Regions from separate parts of the Homo sapiens genome. Here all the other regions are linked to region 2. Evidence: chromatin loops called from intact Hi-C (ENCODE). Cell type or tissue: dorsolateral prefrontal cortex. All regions are shown on one strand.

The links. Hi-C counts contacts between places; a loop is a spot of excess contacts. Peaks named below come from ENCODE experiments on the same cell type or tissue, not always from the same donor. Only the 100,000 strongest peaks of a DNase experiment are listed, where the experiment ranks them.
Region 1: it touches region 2 in a loop (8-fold over the local background); 60 of 110 quality-filtered maps call a loop at or near these places.
Region 3: a loop joins it to region 2, with 2.3 times the contacts of the local background. A loop is called at or near these places in 2 of 110 quality-filtered maps.

The regions. Positions count from the first base shown.
Region 1 is chr18:61,499,653-61,504,652 of GRCh38, reverse strand. It overlaps CDH20 (cadherin 20), which reads right to left. Exons shown (of 12, transcript NM_031891.4): 4 at 4,151-4,270; 5 at 1,533-1,700. Among named protein-coding and RNA genes, the nearest start is that of CDH20, 170 kb to the right of the region's middle. In dorsolateral prefrontal cortex, CTCF peaks have their summits at 1,765 and 1,967 (motif pointing right); a DNase peak (open chromatin) is centred at 1,992; H3K27ac peaks cover 1,191 bases.
Region 2 is chr18:61,319,393-61,324,392 of GRCh38, reverse strand. No RefSeq gene overlaps it. Among named protein-coding and RNA genes, the nearest start is that of CDH20, 12 kb to the left of the region's middle. In dorsolateral prefrontal cortex, CTCF peaks have their summits at 434, 1,741 and 1,940 (motif pointing left); a DNase peak (open chromatin) is centred at 1,932; H3K27ac peaks cover 1,108 bases.
Region 3 is chr18:61,086,346-61,091,345 of GRCh38, reverse strand. No RefSeq gene overlaps it. Among named protein-coding and RNA genes, the nearest start is that of CDH20, 240 kb to the left of the region's middle. In dorsolateral prefrontal cortex, a CTCF peak has its summit at 2,470 (motif pointing left); a DNase peak (open chromatin) is centred at 4,485; H3K27ac peaks cover 611 bases.

The DNA of each region.
Region 1 (5,000 bases), 180 kb before region 2:
CTGCTCTCATTTCTCCCGCTGCTTCCTTCAGGCATCTGCTTCTCAAACTTACGTCTTCATTCCTGGGCTCTGTTCCACGTTCATAGCTCTATATTTCCACTTTCCTTAAGGACATTCAACCTGATTGTCCTGCTGTCACTTCATATTCAAATCTGAATTTGTCTCCCTCCTTCACTGCCACTCGTTCCATTATGCGTCCTCTATTTTTATTAGTAGTACAATCCTTCTCCCTGTCATCCAGAGTGAAAACGTCATTGTCATCTTTGACTCCACCCTCTGCCATGGTTCCCTTAGCCAGGAAATCAAGAGGCAGAAGTCCATGTTTCCTCATTTGTCCCATTCCACTCATCCTGCTATTTCCTTAAGTCCTTAGCAGTTCAAGTCTGGACCACTCTAAATGCCTCCTAACCGACTCCCCTGCTCCTAGTCTCTGCCCTTGCCAACCCCTCCTCTACATGGCTACCAAATTAGCCTTTCTTTATGTCTCCCTCTTGCTCAAAAACGTTTCTATGGCTTCCACTGGAGATACAGCACATTTGAAAGAGCAGGTTTTAATTTTAGGAGTCTTTGAACGTAAAGTGACAGTGAAAACTTATTTCCAGGCAGCAGTTTTTTTTTTCTTCCATTCAGGTTTTTACTCAAATGAGCTCCAGGATGGTAGAGACGTTGTTTTGTCTGTATACAGCTTTGTGTTCCATTCATAGAATAGTGCCTGGAATAAATATTTTTTGAATGAATAAGTAAATGAATGACTTCCCCTTCTGGAATGTTTTCTTTTCTGCCTATGTAAACCTGTTATATTCTTTAGCCCCCTGTTGAAATCTCATCCTTCTGTGGAGGCTTCATTCATCTCAGTTTGTGTGAAGGCATCATCTTGCACTGTTCAAGTGGCAGCAAATGCTACTACGGTTTAATTTTTCTTGTGTGTAGGATGTGTCCTCCCAAGTGGATTTGAAGCTTCACAAGGGCAGAGACAGGATTCCAAGCCTCCTGTGCCCTTCATGTCCAGGGGTCTCACCAAGCAAGTGCTTGGTACCTACTGGAGTGATTGGTGAAGATCGTCACATGGGCAGGTGTGTCCATCTACAGCTTTGGGTATCAGTGAATGCATTCTCAATGGATCAATATGGCCCCCTGGGGGCAAAAATAGGTTTCCAGGGCTGTGATGAAAAAAGTCTCAGCATTACTAGTTTGTGGCCCACTAAAGGTCAGTTCTACCCAACAAAACTTATTCCTTAGTATTGCATTTTATGTGGGGTGGGTGGGCGTGGCAATCAGGAAAGAAAGTCTAAAAAGATTCCACAGGGAGGAGAAAATGGAAAAATATGTTTGAGAAATCCTGGTTTAGTACTATGGGAAGCTGGAACACTGAAGGCAAATAGTTATGCGAGAATTGCATGATGAATGTAAGAAAGGAATCTATGGATAATTGAATTTAATGAGGAAACTCAAACTGGGCTTTCTCCCGCACCTCTGCAACGGGTGCGTCCCTCTGGGCCCGAGGTCTGTGCTCTCTTGGGTTAGGTACTCACTCTGGGGAAAGCGGGGTGGGTTATCATTGACATCTGAGAGGGTGATGTTGACTGTTGTGGTCCCAGCTAATCCTCCAAGCTGCCCTCCCATGTCCTTGGCTTGGATAATCACTTCGTAGTATTCTTTGGCTTCTCTGTCCATGTTCATGAGCGCTGTCCTAATTACACCTGGAGGATAGAAATGACTTTGTTTATAAAAATAAAACCACAGGTCCAGTTTTTAAAGATTGGTTTCTAGGTGTCTCCCTGGTGCACCATTAATGCCTAGAAGTGAGGTGCAAGTCACCTGTGCTTTTAAATTTGAGGTAAAAAAATCTCAGCTTCAAAAATGGGCTGTACTGAAACCAGTGGTGAATGAAAACTTTTATTCCAGCAGGAAGAGCTCAGAGGGCTGGTTTCTTCTGGCAACATTACTGAAAGTGAACAGGAGGTGGCAGCAATGTTTCTCTTACAGATCTGGGAAATTGTGGTCCAAGGCGATTTCAGACAGTGCTGTCTCACCAAGGAAAACTGGGGGCTTTGGGTCCAGAAAACAAAGCCTCATAAGTCTACAAATCTGTGAATTTAGATAATTCTCCCTCAGTTTCTTCAGCCCCTAGAGCCCTTGTAGTGTGAATGGCTCTTCTTTAGGTAACTCATTCCTGCTTTTTCTTGCTTCCCTACTACCTGTAAGCAGGGTTGGAATTCTAATTGGATTTTCCTGTTGTTACATATTCATTCTGTTTTGTGACATTCTTCTGTTTACCTCTGTGCTTTTAATTTTGTGAGCTAGGACATGAAAGATGCTCTGTGAGCTGTTTATTTTTACCATGCATAAGATATGAATTTCCCCAGAGAGCAAGCAGCAGATACGGTTTCATTTAAGAAGAGAGGCCTACACCAAATCCGTTGAAATGTGTTGTGATCCTGCCAAGCCTGTACAGTAATGTTTTGTCTCCCTTTTAACCCTGCAACTTAAAAAAGTTGACTTCTCTACACTGTAGGCAAAGATTAAAGGCTTACTTACTACAGCTTTACAACATGACTCTTGGCTAGATAGACCTTTTGCATGAAAATGGAAGGGACTGGGAACAATAATCCGTCCCCAGTTTACCCCTATAATGTATATATTGCATTGTAGTATAACATTCTCCAGTGATATATGCAGCATTTTCTTTTTTAAAAGGCCCCCCATGGGCACAGCTATAACTCTCTGTTCATGTATTTTTGACCTTAACACTACAGATGCCCCCCGGGAGCTGTCAAAATAATCTAAGACTCTTCTTAGGATATAAAGGACACATTACCCTCTTCCTCCCTGCATTTTTCCTCCCTGTGGGCACCCTTCCTCTCTTCATTCTCCCCCTTGCCCTTAGTAGAATTGTTAAAGTTACTGTTTTATAGAAGTCTCTAACTGCAATCTTTTTTCTTTCCTCCTCCTAATTTACACTCCCTTACTACTTTTATGATACAATTTTCTGAATGTCTGGTTTCCCTCAGGACTTCTGGGAAAAAAATTCGATCAGGTTGCTAATAATAGAAATGTATTTTTTCTTTTTCAAATAAAGAGGTGACTTTGAGTGTTCACCATTAACTTTATTCTGTGGCTGTAAGTTTCTTTACTCAAGTTCCTTGTTAATTACTCCTAGGTCCCATGTTTACCCTCATATAAAATGGAAGTAATAATACTTCCTATATCTTTTGCTAGTTTACAAGATTATTGGGAAGCTCAAATATGGCAATGTTTATGAAAGTATTAATAAGAGGGGAAGCCTGGCACAAGTATAAGATAATAATGATATCACAATAACTTTGCCAAGCTCAAACATATTAAATGAAATCTTTCATACATCCAAAGGTAAATTCTGTAGTCAAAGCTCTCGGGTAAGACAGAAATAAATAAGCAAACAAAACACCAAACTCCTGTTTGTCTTTTCTGCCGCATTGCTCCTCGCCCATTCAGTTCTCTCTGATGTCCTCCCTGTGAGAGCTTCCCAATCAGGACCTGCCTTTTGGGGGCCACATCCCACCTGGTCTTTCCTCCCTCATCAAAACCTGTCTGCCCCAGCAACCATTCATTTTGGACTTCTCTGCTGAGTGCACAGTGGTTGGTTCAATAGAAAGAACATCAGACCACATGTCAAGAGACCTCTCTACACTAGATGAACTTTAGTAGCTCTCAATTTCCCAATTGCTTTATCTGATAAGCAAATGGTGATGGACTGGATGATTCCCCCAAGGCTCTTTCCAGTTTCACAATCAATGCTTCTAGTTCTCTAATGACCCAGGTGAATGTGTCAATCCTGTTGGGTCTTCATGGGGTTATAAAAGACCTTAGTCCCTGGGAATAAATATAACCATAGGATTTTTTGAAGGCTATTGGGGAGTTATTTTGTGTGTGTTTGCGCAGAGGGGCTTTTTGCCTCTCCAATCAGACACTGCTCACTGTCTATGCATAGTGCTGCTCTTACCTGTCAGGGCAGTGCTAGTTTGCTCTCTTAATCCTAAAGCTAAGAGCAGTCTTCTCTGGTTAATACACTCCCTGGAGAGTCCTTAAAAAGGAGAGTTGGGTCTGTCATAGCAGCAGTTATAAATTATCAGGGAATAAACACCTCTGACTCGACCCTTGTATCAGATACCTGTTTTAGAGTCCACAGAAAAATATGGCTGGCCCTGAAGAATGCTGTACACCACCCTGGCACTGTTGCCGTAGGTCGGGTCATCTGCATCTGTGGCTGTCACTTGGATGACGGAGGTACCTGGGGAAGAGAAGAGGTAGAAACCTGTTCAAGTCTAATAGCTAAAGGCTGGATGCAATCCTGAGCGGTCCATCTTAAAGCATTTGCAAATGTGTTTGCTTCATTGGGAGAGTCCCCTTTCTAGGTCAAGCTTCCATAACTCTTATCTTGTACCTGTTTAGTAGGGATAAGAGTTATTTGTGCTTTAAATTCTGAATGACTGATAAGGACACAGCCTTTGGGCTCTTCATTGCTTTTTTTTTTTTTTTTTTTTTTTTTTTTTTTTTTTTTTTTTTTTTTTAAGATGGAGTCTCACTCTGTCGCCAGGCTGGAGTGCAGTGGCGTGATCTCAGCTCACTGAAATCTCCACCTCCCGGGTTCAAGTGATTCCCCTGCCTCAGCCTCCTGAGTAGCTGGGACTATAGGTGCGCACCACCACACCAGGCTAATTTTTTTGGTGTTTTAGTAGAGACAGGGTATTTAGTAGAGACGGGGTTTCACCATGTTGGCCAGGATCTCCTGACCTTGTGATCCACCTGCCTCAGCCTCCCAAAGTTCTAGGATTACAGGCGTGAGCCACCGCGCCTAACCCTATTGCTCTTTTGATAATAACAAAATATTTCTCCCTTATGAAACAAATCTGTCTAGCTAATATTTTGTTTTTAAAGAATCAGAACTAAAAAACATTAATAGGCTTATTATTATTACTTGCTCTGGTTGATTCCAATGTCTATATAGCTTCCTGCCAGCC
Region 2 (5,000 bases):
TGCTTTTATGTTTTTTAGTATCATTATCATCAAGAAAGGAGATTGAAATATTTTGCTTAATATCATTTGTGCTGTTGTTAAAATAGCAAAATTACAAAATTTTCTAATATAAAGGATCTTAGGGTCAAATATCTAACTTTCTCATTTGATTATTGATAAAACTAAACTTGAGAGTCAAAGACACTTGCCCAAAGTCACACCATTTATTCCTCTCCATGTGCATACTGGGTGATTCATATTCATGAATCATGTGGATTCGTAAACCAAATCAACCCTACAGAGCCAATTAGTCTGATTCTTGTTCTTACAAGGGGGAACAGGCTTTGTCAGTGTGAGATACACAGAGGGGAGAGGGACAAAATATTGGAAGTTGAAATGTTTTTCACACAAGGGCAGCATGCACTGAAACATCCAACTGTGAATATTTGGAAAGGACTTCTTTAAAAAAAATAATAAGAAGAAAAGTGCTTACCTCTGAAAGTAGTGAGATTGTAAATTTATCCCGGTTTCTATATGTCAAATGGACTTCAGGCAAGTTCTTTTCTTTCGCTTGCATTGTCTAATCTATAATCTGATATCTGATCAAACTATCTCCCAGGATGGTTAGGAACTCAAAACAGATCCATCTGTGAGAGATATACCAGGAAGAGGTTGCAGATGTCATCTCAATTGCAATGGGAGACTAAGAGGCCAACAGAGGCAGTTAGAGCTAGGAGTATGCCCAATTCATACAACCTCTTGGGGTCAGTAATCTGTATGAGTACTGTGTGCTGAAACAGAGAATTTTGGCTATGACTTTTTCGCATGGTTAGGGTCCACTACAGTGAGCACCTGGAAGGGAAGAGACAGCAGAAATGTGGAAGAGTGAGGTGAGGGTGAATAACGGTAAGGGAAAATAGAATGTGGAGGAGAAAGTAAGGGAATTATTGAAATCCTAATGGCCAGTTTGTCTGTTTTGCCTTTCATATAGTTCATAAGTAAAAAGAAATAGAATAGAGAAGGAAAGAAAATCTAGAAAGTTTGCGAAAGAAGAGGAGAGCATCGTAACCTGCCATTCCAGGTGCTTTTTGTTGCAAGGATTCTTTTGATGAAAAGAAGAGCTGTCCAACAAGAGATTATGTGGCTGGGTACCCTATCAGTTCACTTAGGAGGTAGCCAAGGGAAATATTTTTCAGTAAATCAAATATTTTTCAACAAGAAGTTTGTTGTGAGCTTTAGATCAATAGAGAAAATAGATTTATTTTGGAGAATGTATAGGAGAAAAAGGGACAGAACTCTTAGAAGAAATTTGTGATTTTATTTAGCATGTTTAGGGCTAAAAATTCTCACCATTCTTTCCAGAAATAAAGCAGTGGGATTGAAACAATCGGGCCTTCTTTGGGGATGGTGATATTTTTGGAAAGGAAAAAGACAGATTTGGGGATATAGAATTATAACTGCAGGAGAAGCTGGAGTTAAACCACATTCCAGGAACTTTTCACCTAAGGGGCAAAGGACTATGGGTTTGTGTATGATGGGGCTGATGATGTTGAGGATGACACCAACAGTAATAATAACAACGCATTTACTACACGTATACCATGTGCCAGAGACTGTACCCAGCAATTGCATACATTATATCACTTAAGATGAAATAATAACCTGTCAAACCACCACCATTTAAGATGGCCTCCACAGATGAGGACAGCCAGGCTGAGACATGTTAAGCTTATTTTATAAGTCCAAAGATAAACAAATTATAGGTGCAGCTTAAGAAATTATTCCAGGAAATATGCTGTTCGTGGAAGCCTTCCAGGTGTGGAGAACAAGGACCCAGAAGTGATGTCTTTATGTTGATGGAGAGTCTCTGTGAGGAAGAAGGGCCGATCTTCCCTACTGTCTGAGCCCAGCCAGGGGGAGACAGGAGGGACAGAACAGGCGCCATCTGCCCTCACCGGTGCATGGGCGCCACCTACAGGTGTAAGGCGAGATAGGATGAGGGGAGCCACAGAAGACCGAAGGCAAAATGCAGAGAGGATGGGAAATGGGGAGGTGGTGAGTATTATATAGATCAGTCAGAAGAGCTGTCAACAGCATGGGATTAAGACAGCCCTGCTCAACAATGGACATGATAATCCATTGCCCCAGAAGACGGGTCCATAGTGGAAGAAAGAAGTGAACGGGCCTTCTAGAGGTGTGAACTGCAGAGATCCAAGACCATGAGAATGACTAATCCATAGAACATGGGACCCAAACCCCAGAGGTAAGGATATAGGAGAAGAGAACTAGTGTATCCCCTAGGATAAGTAGGAGAAGGTGGAGGAAGCCTTGTGGATCTAAGAAAAGTCATCTGTCCCTTCTTACAATTTTAAAGCAAGTAGCTCAGGCAGGTAAGATGTGAGTGAAGCTGGCTCCTGGAGGGCTTCAGCACACAACACCAGGCAAAGATGTAGCCTGAAGAACAGGGGTGAAGTACTAAGTGGGGGTTTCTGCATATTAAGAACATAGGCCTGTGGTTTTATAACACTTGTCAGTATGATTAAGCTTGGGGTTAGGTGTGGGTTGGTTAGAGTTGGGTTAGGGCTAATGAATAGTTGTCCTAAAGATGCATGAGATGAAATCTGGGAAGGAGCTTATATGAAAGTGAATCAAGAACAAAAAAAGGTCAAGCTTGTGAATGTATTGAATAAGGAAGTGTATCTCGGGAGAAGAGGTGAAGCAATGGAAAAAAAGACTGACTGATAGAGGTGACAGTTTAGTCAATGTAAGAAAATAGATTGAAGTATTTCTTTCTTCCTTTTTCTTTTTCTTTTTCTTTATTTACATCCACCTCAGTGTCCCAGCCCACCACGATAATAATAGCAGTAGTTAATGTTGACTGAATGTCTACAATGCTCTAGGAACTGTTTTAAGAGTCATATGCACTAGCTCATGTATTCCTTCTGACAGTTCTAGAGGTGCTACTCTTATTGCCCTTCATGTGAAAAAGGACATCAAAGGCAGAGAGGCAAAAAAAGCACACTCAATGTTATACAGGTAGTAAGAGCTAAAGCAGGAAATGCAGTTCAAGTGTTGGGATTTCAGTCTATATCCATTACCATGATACTCGATTGCTTCTTAGTGCGTATCTATCCACCTCTTTATAGGCCAAAATATGTTAATGAAATGATACATGACCTCCCCAAATGGACAGATGTATGTATAACAAAAATATAAATTGTGACTGCAGAATGTGCAGAGGCCCTTATAGTCCTATCTTACTCTTGGGGCTACATTTGCAGGGTTATTATAGTGGTAACCTATAGCTGCACACAAATGATCCCAAATTTAGTGGCTTACAAACCAACCAGAAACATTTGTTATTGCACAGTTTCTGTACACCAGAAATCTACAGACAGCTTGGCAGGGTAGTTCTGGTTCTGAGTCTCATGAGGTGAGAGTTAAGCTGTTGGCGGGGGGCTGCAGCCACCTCAAGGCTCTAGTGGTGGAGTGTTGTTTCTGACTCTCTCCGTGGTTGCCGGCAGCCCTCAGTATCTTGCCATGTGGCTTATCCCCAGGCTGCTAACTTGGAAGCTGGCTTCCCTTTTCTCAAGACTGCTTGAAGGTGTGGCAGCTGGCTTCCACAAGAGTGAGCAATTCAAGAGAGATTAAGGGAATGCCCCAGACAAAAGTGCAGCCTTTTTATAACCTAACCTCATTCACCCTTGCTATATTCTGTTAGTGGGAAGCAAGCTGCTCAGTTTAGCCCCCATTTAAGGGAGGGGATTACACAGATCTTGAGAACCAGAGGTGCCATCATCATTGGGGAATGCCCTGGCCACTGCCATGATTATGCTATCTTAGCAATTGCTTTTGTCTCTGTTTCTCCAACTCCACTTTCCTCTTTTTCACTTCCTGCAGTGATGGAGGCCTTTTAGACTCCATCAACTTCTCTTCTCTGCTCCCTCCTTTGTCTGCCTTTATCTGTCTTTTTTCACACTTCATATGCTTCCTGGTCAATATCCTACCTTCCCATGGCTTCAAACTCATTCTACCTGCATTTTTAATTTCTAATTCTGACCTCAGTTTTGAGCCTCCACCTAATTTCCTGCCTGTAGCACACCTTAGCCTGCTCCATAGACAAACTGGCCAAAACCCAAATTCACCAGCCACATTTTGTCCCACCCCACTCTCCTCTATATTAGGGGGCACAACTGACCATCAGTTTGCACAACTCAGAAATCCAGGAGACACCCTTGAAACGCTTCCCCCTTAGTTTTCCTTAACACTTAGCCAGTCATTATGGTCTTTTCCTTCTAATTCCTAGTTATTTTTGGAGCTACATTTTCTTTTTCTATCCTGATAGCTGCCTATTTCAATTAAGGTCCTTGTAATTTCTTTGCTAGATTATTAAAATAGTCTGCATAAAGGACTCCTTACCTACAATTCATCTCTTCTCAAACTAGTTCTCTGCAAATAAGACCAAGTTTTTCCTTTGTATAAAATTGTATGCTGGCTCCCCTACATCTACAGAATGAAAATTGGAAGAGATACTAGCGTAGTTGAAGAAGTGCATGCTATGGAGTCATACACAGCTGAGTTCAATCCCAACATCACCATTTATTAGCTAATTGAGGTTGGACACATTAAAAAATACTTCAAGCCTTTGTTTCTTCATCCATAAAATGGGGATGTCTTTACTGTAAAGTTGTTAGGACTAAGTAAGATAACATAAACTCCTGGACAGAAAGTGAATTTTCCATAAATAGGGGCTATTGTTGCTAACAGGCTGGCTGCATTATCGGATTTTATCTCTGTTAAGGCAATTAGCACATGTAATTCCCTAAAAATGTCATGCTCTCTACTCTTCTTTAACTTGGAAGATGCTGTTTTTGTTTTTTGTTGTTTTCCTTTTTCTGTTTGGAAGGCCTTTTTTCTGTCCATTCTCCCACCTGCTCTTCAGCTCTCTGCTTGGCAAACTTTGTCTCCTCTGTCAATTTCACTTTCCTCTTCCTGTTGGGACCTCTATGATCACTTCCTAC
Region 3 (5,000 bases), 230 kb after region 2:
ATAGTGCTGAAAAAAACAGTATATCCATATGCAAAAAAAAAGAATGTAAACACAGAACTTAAATCCCTCACAAAAGTTAGCTCAAAATTGATTGCAGACCTAAATGTAAAATGCAAAACTATAAAAATCCCAGGAGATAACATAGGACAAAATCTAGACGACCTTGATTTTGGCAATAGCTTATAGATATGACATCAAAGACACAACCCATGAATGAAAGAATTGGTAAGCAAGATTTAATTAAAATTAACATTTTCTGTTTTGCAAGAGACACTGTCAAGAGAATGAAAAGACAATACACAGACTTGGAGAAAATGTTTGAAAAACCCTATCTAATAAGGGACTGTATCCAAAATATACTAAGTAGTCTTAAAACTCAACAATAAGAAAACAAACAACCTGCTTAAAAAATGGTCCAAAGATGTTAAAAAAAAATACCTCACCAAAGAAGATAAACATATGGCAAAAAAAAAATAAGAAAAAATGCTTCACATCGTATGTCATCAGGGAAATGCAAATTAAATCAACAATAAGATATGGCCTATTAGAATGGGAAAATTGAAAACATTGACAACATCAAATGTTGGCGAGAATGTGGAGCATCAAGAACTCTTATTCGTCACTGGTGGAAATGAAAAATGACACGGTCACTTTTGAAAACAGTTTGGCAGTTTCTTACAAAACTAGCATACTCTTGCCAAAAGATCCAGTAATCATACTCCTTGGTGTTTATGCCAAGAAGTTGAAAACATGTCTACACAAAAACCTGCACATAAATATTTATAGCAGCTTTATTCATAATTGCCAAAAATTGGAAGCAACCAAGGTGTCCTTCAGCACGTGAATGAATAAATAAACTGTGATACATCCAAACAATCAATGTTATTTAGTGTTAAAAAGAAATGAGCAACCAAGCCATAAAAATATATGGAGTAAACTTAATAATGCGTATTACTAAGTGAAAGAAGTCAACGTGAAAAGGCTAGATACTGTATGATTCCAACTATATGACGTCCTGGAAAAACTGTGGAGAGGGTAAAAAGATCAGTGGTTGTCAGGGGTTGGCGGAAAGGAAAGATGAATAGGCTGAGAACAGAGGATTTTCAGGGCAGTGAAAATACTCTGTATGATGCTAGACTGGTGCATACATGTCATTATACATTTGTCCAGACCCATAGAATGTACACCACCACGAGCAAACCCTAATGTAAACCATGGACTTTGGGTAATTGTGATGTGTCAGTGTAGATGCATCAATTGTAACAAATCTAGCACTTTGGTTGGGGATGTTGATAATGGGGGAAGCTGTACATGTAGGAGGGTAGGGGATAGATGAGATATCCCCATACCAACCTTTCAATTTCGTTATGAACTACTCTAAAAAATAGCATTTTTAAAAAAAACAAGTTTATTCTATCTCATCACCTATTAGAAAATCCACTTTGGGGTAATTTAAGTGCTATTCTATACTAATATACTATATCAATGACATTCTGGTGTAGACTACAAGAAACTTCTAAAGAAGAGACAGAAGAGTATCAGCACTAATCTGTTAAGTCACTCTTGTATAGTTCCTTTCCCTTTATATTTAAGCAGTGTGTATGGTGGAGATGGTGGTGAGGCAGCAGGTAGGGTAATACCAAGATAACATATGGATGAAAAAATGTTACATAGTGTAATGAGAATTAGCTTTAAAAGGGCAATTGTTTCTATTTTAAATGTCTATTAAAAGTAAGTCACATAAGTTATGGTTTTTAATATGTGATATTTATTTAAATGTTGTCTAAGAGGAGGGTTATAGTATATTGGAGGTGCTAAAGAAACTCTCTAATATGTTAGAATATTAGTTTCAAATCCTGACTTAAACACTGAGTAGCTCTGAAGCCTACATTTATTTTCTTTCTTTCCCTTCCTTCTTTCTTCCTTCTTATTTCTCCTCATTCTTTCTTTTTCTTTCCTCTGACAGGATCTTACTCTGTCTTCCAGGCTGGAGTGCAGTGGTGCAAACATAGCTCACTGCAGCCTCAAACTCCCAGGCTCAAACCATCCTCCCATCTCAGCCTCCCTAGTAGCTGGGACCCAGACATATGCTATTTTTCATATTATTTTTCATATTATTTGTAGAGACGAAGGTCTCCCTATGTTGCCCAGGCTGATCTTTAACTTCTGGGGAAACCTGAATTTCATAATCCCTCTGCACCAAGACTTCCTTAGCTGGAGAGTAGGGAGTATGGAGTTATTGTGCGGGCTGACTAAACATTTTCTGAGAATGAGGCACCTTCACCTCATTATTTAATTCTGAATGTCAAATGTCATTACTTGAATCTGAAACTGATACACACACACACACACACACACACACACACACACACACACACACTCTCTCTCTCTCTCTCTCTCTCTCTCTCTCTCTCTCTCCATCTTATTTGGATCTAAGCCAAAACTGAGAATGTGGGCCATCTGCTGGTGACTTTTGGAACTTCAGACACATGTTTCCCAGGCCTTCACGTTTGAGGGGATAGGTAAGCATCTATGTAGAATGTCAGAATTGTGGGTAACCTTAGAGATTATCCCATGTAGCCTTCATTTTTATAGTGATTTGCACATGTTGGCTTTTAGCCGGTTGCAGAACCAAGACATGAACCCAAGTTGTCTGACTCCGAGTTGTGTGTAGACCTAAAGCATCAGGGGCAGCGGAGGATTGCTGTCACAAAGTGGGAGAGTTTCAGACAAGGAAGGACAGATTTGGAACACTGGGAGAGAAAACGTTTTCTCCGCTCCACACTTGGGCGGCTGCACTATGTGTGGAGAATATTGGCCTGTGAGTCAAGGTAACCACAGAAAAATGGTACATAATGGATTTTATCATTGCACCCTATATCTTCTCCACTCCAATAAGTCTCCCCTTCCTGCCAACCCTCATGCTTATCTTGTCAGATGCTCAGATACTAGCAGCTGCAAGTTTCTTCCTGAGTTTACCTATTATTCGCTTTCCTTTTATCATCAAAACTACTGGGAGGGTAGGCGATTATCTGATCAAATAATCTGATTATCCAATGGACAACATAATGATGTCCAGACTATGTACCAGGTGGAGGTGATGCAAGTGTGAAAATGACAGGTGAGAAACTTACAGTCTAGAGGAGAATCAGGCTAACAAGGAGTCACTCACCATAGACTGTGAAAAGTTGTTATAGGGAAACTGCTAATGAGGTTGAGCTTCTTTCAATATTTGTATGGGTTGTGTGAAATGCCTTCTGTAAACTATATGTTTAAAGGTTGCTTTGCTTTCTTTCTGGGGGTGAGGGGGCTGATTTTTAATGATGTTTTTGTCTTCATCTTGCTAATTTATGTAATTTCATAATGTTTTCTGGATACTAGTTTTTTGTTGTTGTTGTAGTGGACTCAGTGGTGGCCCCCCAAAAGGTGTCCACCTGGACCTTGTAAATATGATCTGATTGCAGTTATAATTAAATTAAGGATCCAAAGATAAGATTATAGGGTAGGCCCCAAATATAATAGTGAGTTTCCTTATAAAATAAGAGGGAAAGACATAAGAGAGAGACCAGGTGAGGATGTAGGCAGAGATGAGAGTTATGCCACTATGAGCCAAGGAGAGCCTGGAGCCTCCAGAAATTGGAAAGGCAAGAAATAATTCTTGGGAGAATCCTTCTCAAAGTCTCTTGGGGGAGACTGGCTCTGCTGAAACCTTGATTTCAGACACCTGTCCTCCAGAAGTGAGAATAAATGACAGGTGTCATTATAAGACAGCCATGTGAAGACAGAGCTACACAGGGAGGCACATAGGGAGAATGTGTTTACAGGGGCAGATAGTAGAGAGATGAATCTACAGGCCAAGGAATATTGACAGCCACAGAGAGCTAGGAGAGAGGCAGGAAAGGATTATTTCTTCACCAACATCTTCCTAATTCTTCATTTGCATGTGCTCAATTCTAAAAAAGCATTGTCCAGGAGGATGCTTCATGAAGAGGTGGCACACAAGTTGGATATTTACTACTATGAGAAAATAAAAGAAGCATGAAAACTCTTGGGAGCATACATTTATAGTAGCCAAAAATACAGCCAGATTCGATCAAACTGAGGATGTACATGCTGAAGCCACTGCCAAATTCTTAATTTTAGTGCAAGTTTATCATCACTTAGAGATGTAGTTTGAACCCTCAGCATGTTGTCTCAAGAAGATTTTTTGCTGGCCAGTTTCAAATATTTGGCATCTCGTATCAGCAGGACTATACTGAATAGGCATGAGACACAATTCCTCAAGTCAAAGCTAAAGAATGTTATTAGGCCATTCTTGCATTGCTATAAAGAAATAGCTGAGACTGGGTAATTTATAAAGAAAATAGGTTTAATTGGCTCATGGTTCTGCAGATTGTACAGGAAGCATGACAGTGGGCACCTGCTTGGCTTCTGGAGAGGTCTCAGAGAGATTCACTCATGACAGATGGTGAAGTGGGAGAAGGCACATCACATGGCGAAAGCAGGAGCAAGAGAGAAAGTAGGCGGGTAGAGATGCCACACTTTTAAATAACCAGATCTTGGGAGAACTCACTCACATTAGCAAAGACAGCACCAAGCCATGAGGAATCTGCCCCCTTGACCCAAACAATTCCCACCAGGCCTCATCTGCGACACTGCGTCTTACAATTCAACATGAGATTTGGTGGGGACACAGATCCAAACCATATCAGTGATTGTATTTTTAAAGAACATTTCAGTTCCTTTTGTATATCTCCAATGAAAAAAAAGATGATATTCATATAGTTCTGTTCCCCAAAAAAGACACTTTTAAAAGCTGTTGGCATTGTGCATTGCTACTTAAATCAGAGACAAAGTGAGCAAATTCCATGAGGTAGTCATGGTGAAAATATTCAATTTTATGGTTTGTCACAGATTAATAAGCAAATAATATCAAGGCTCTGCAAACCCTTTTTCAATAACTTGAGTGATTATCAAAGATTACACAGGGCATGTGTAGC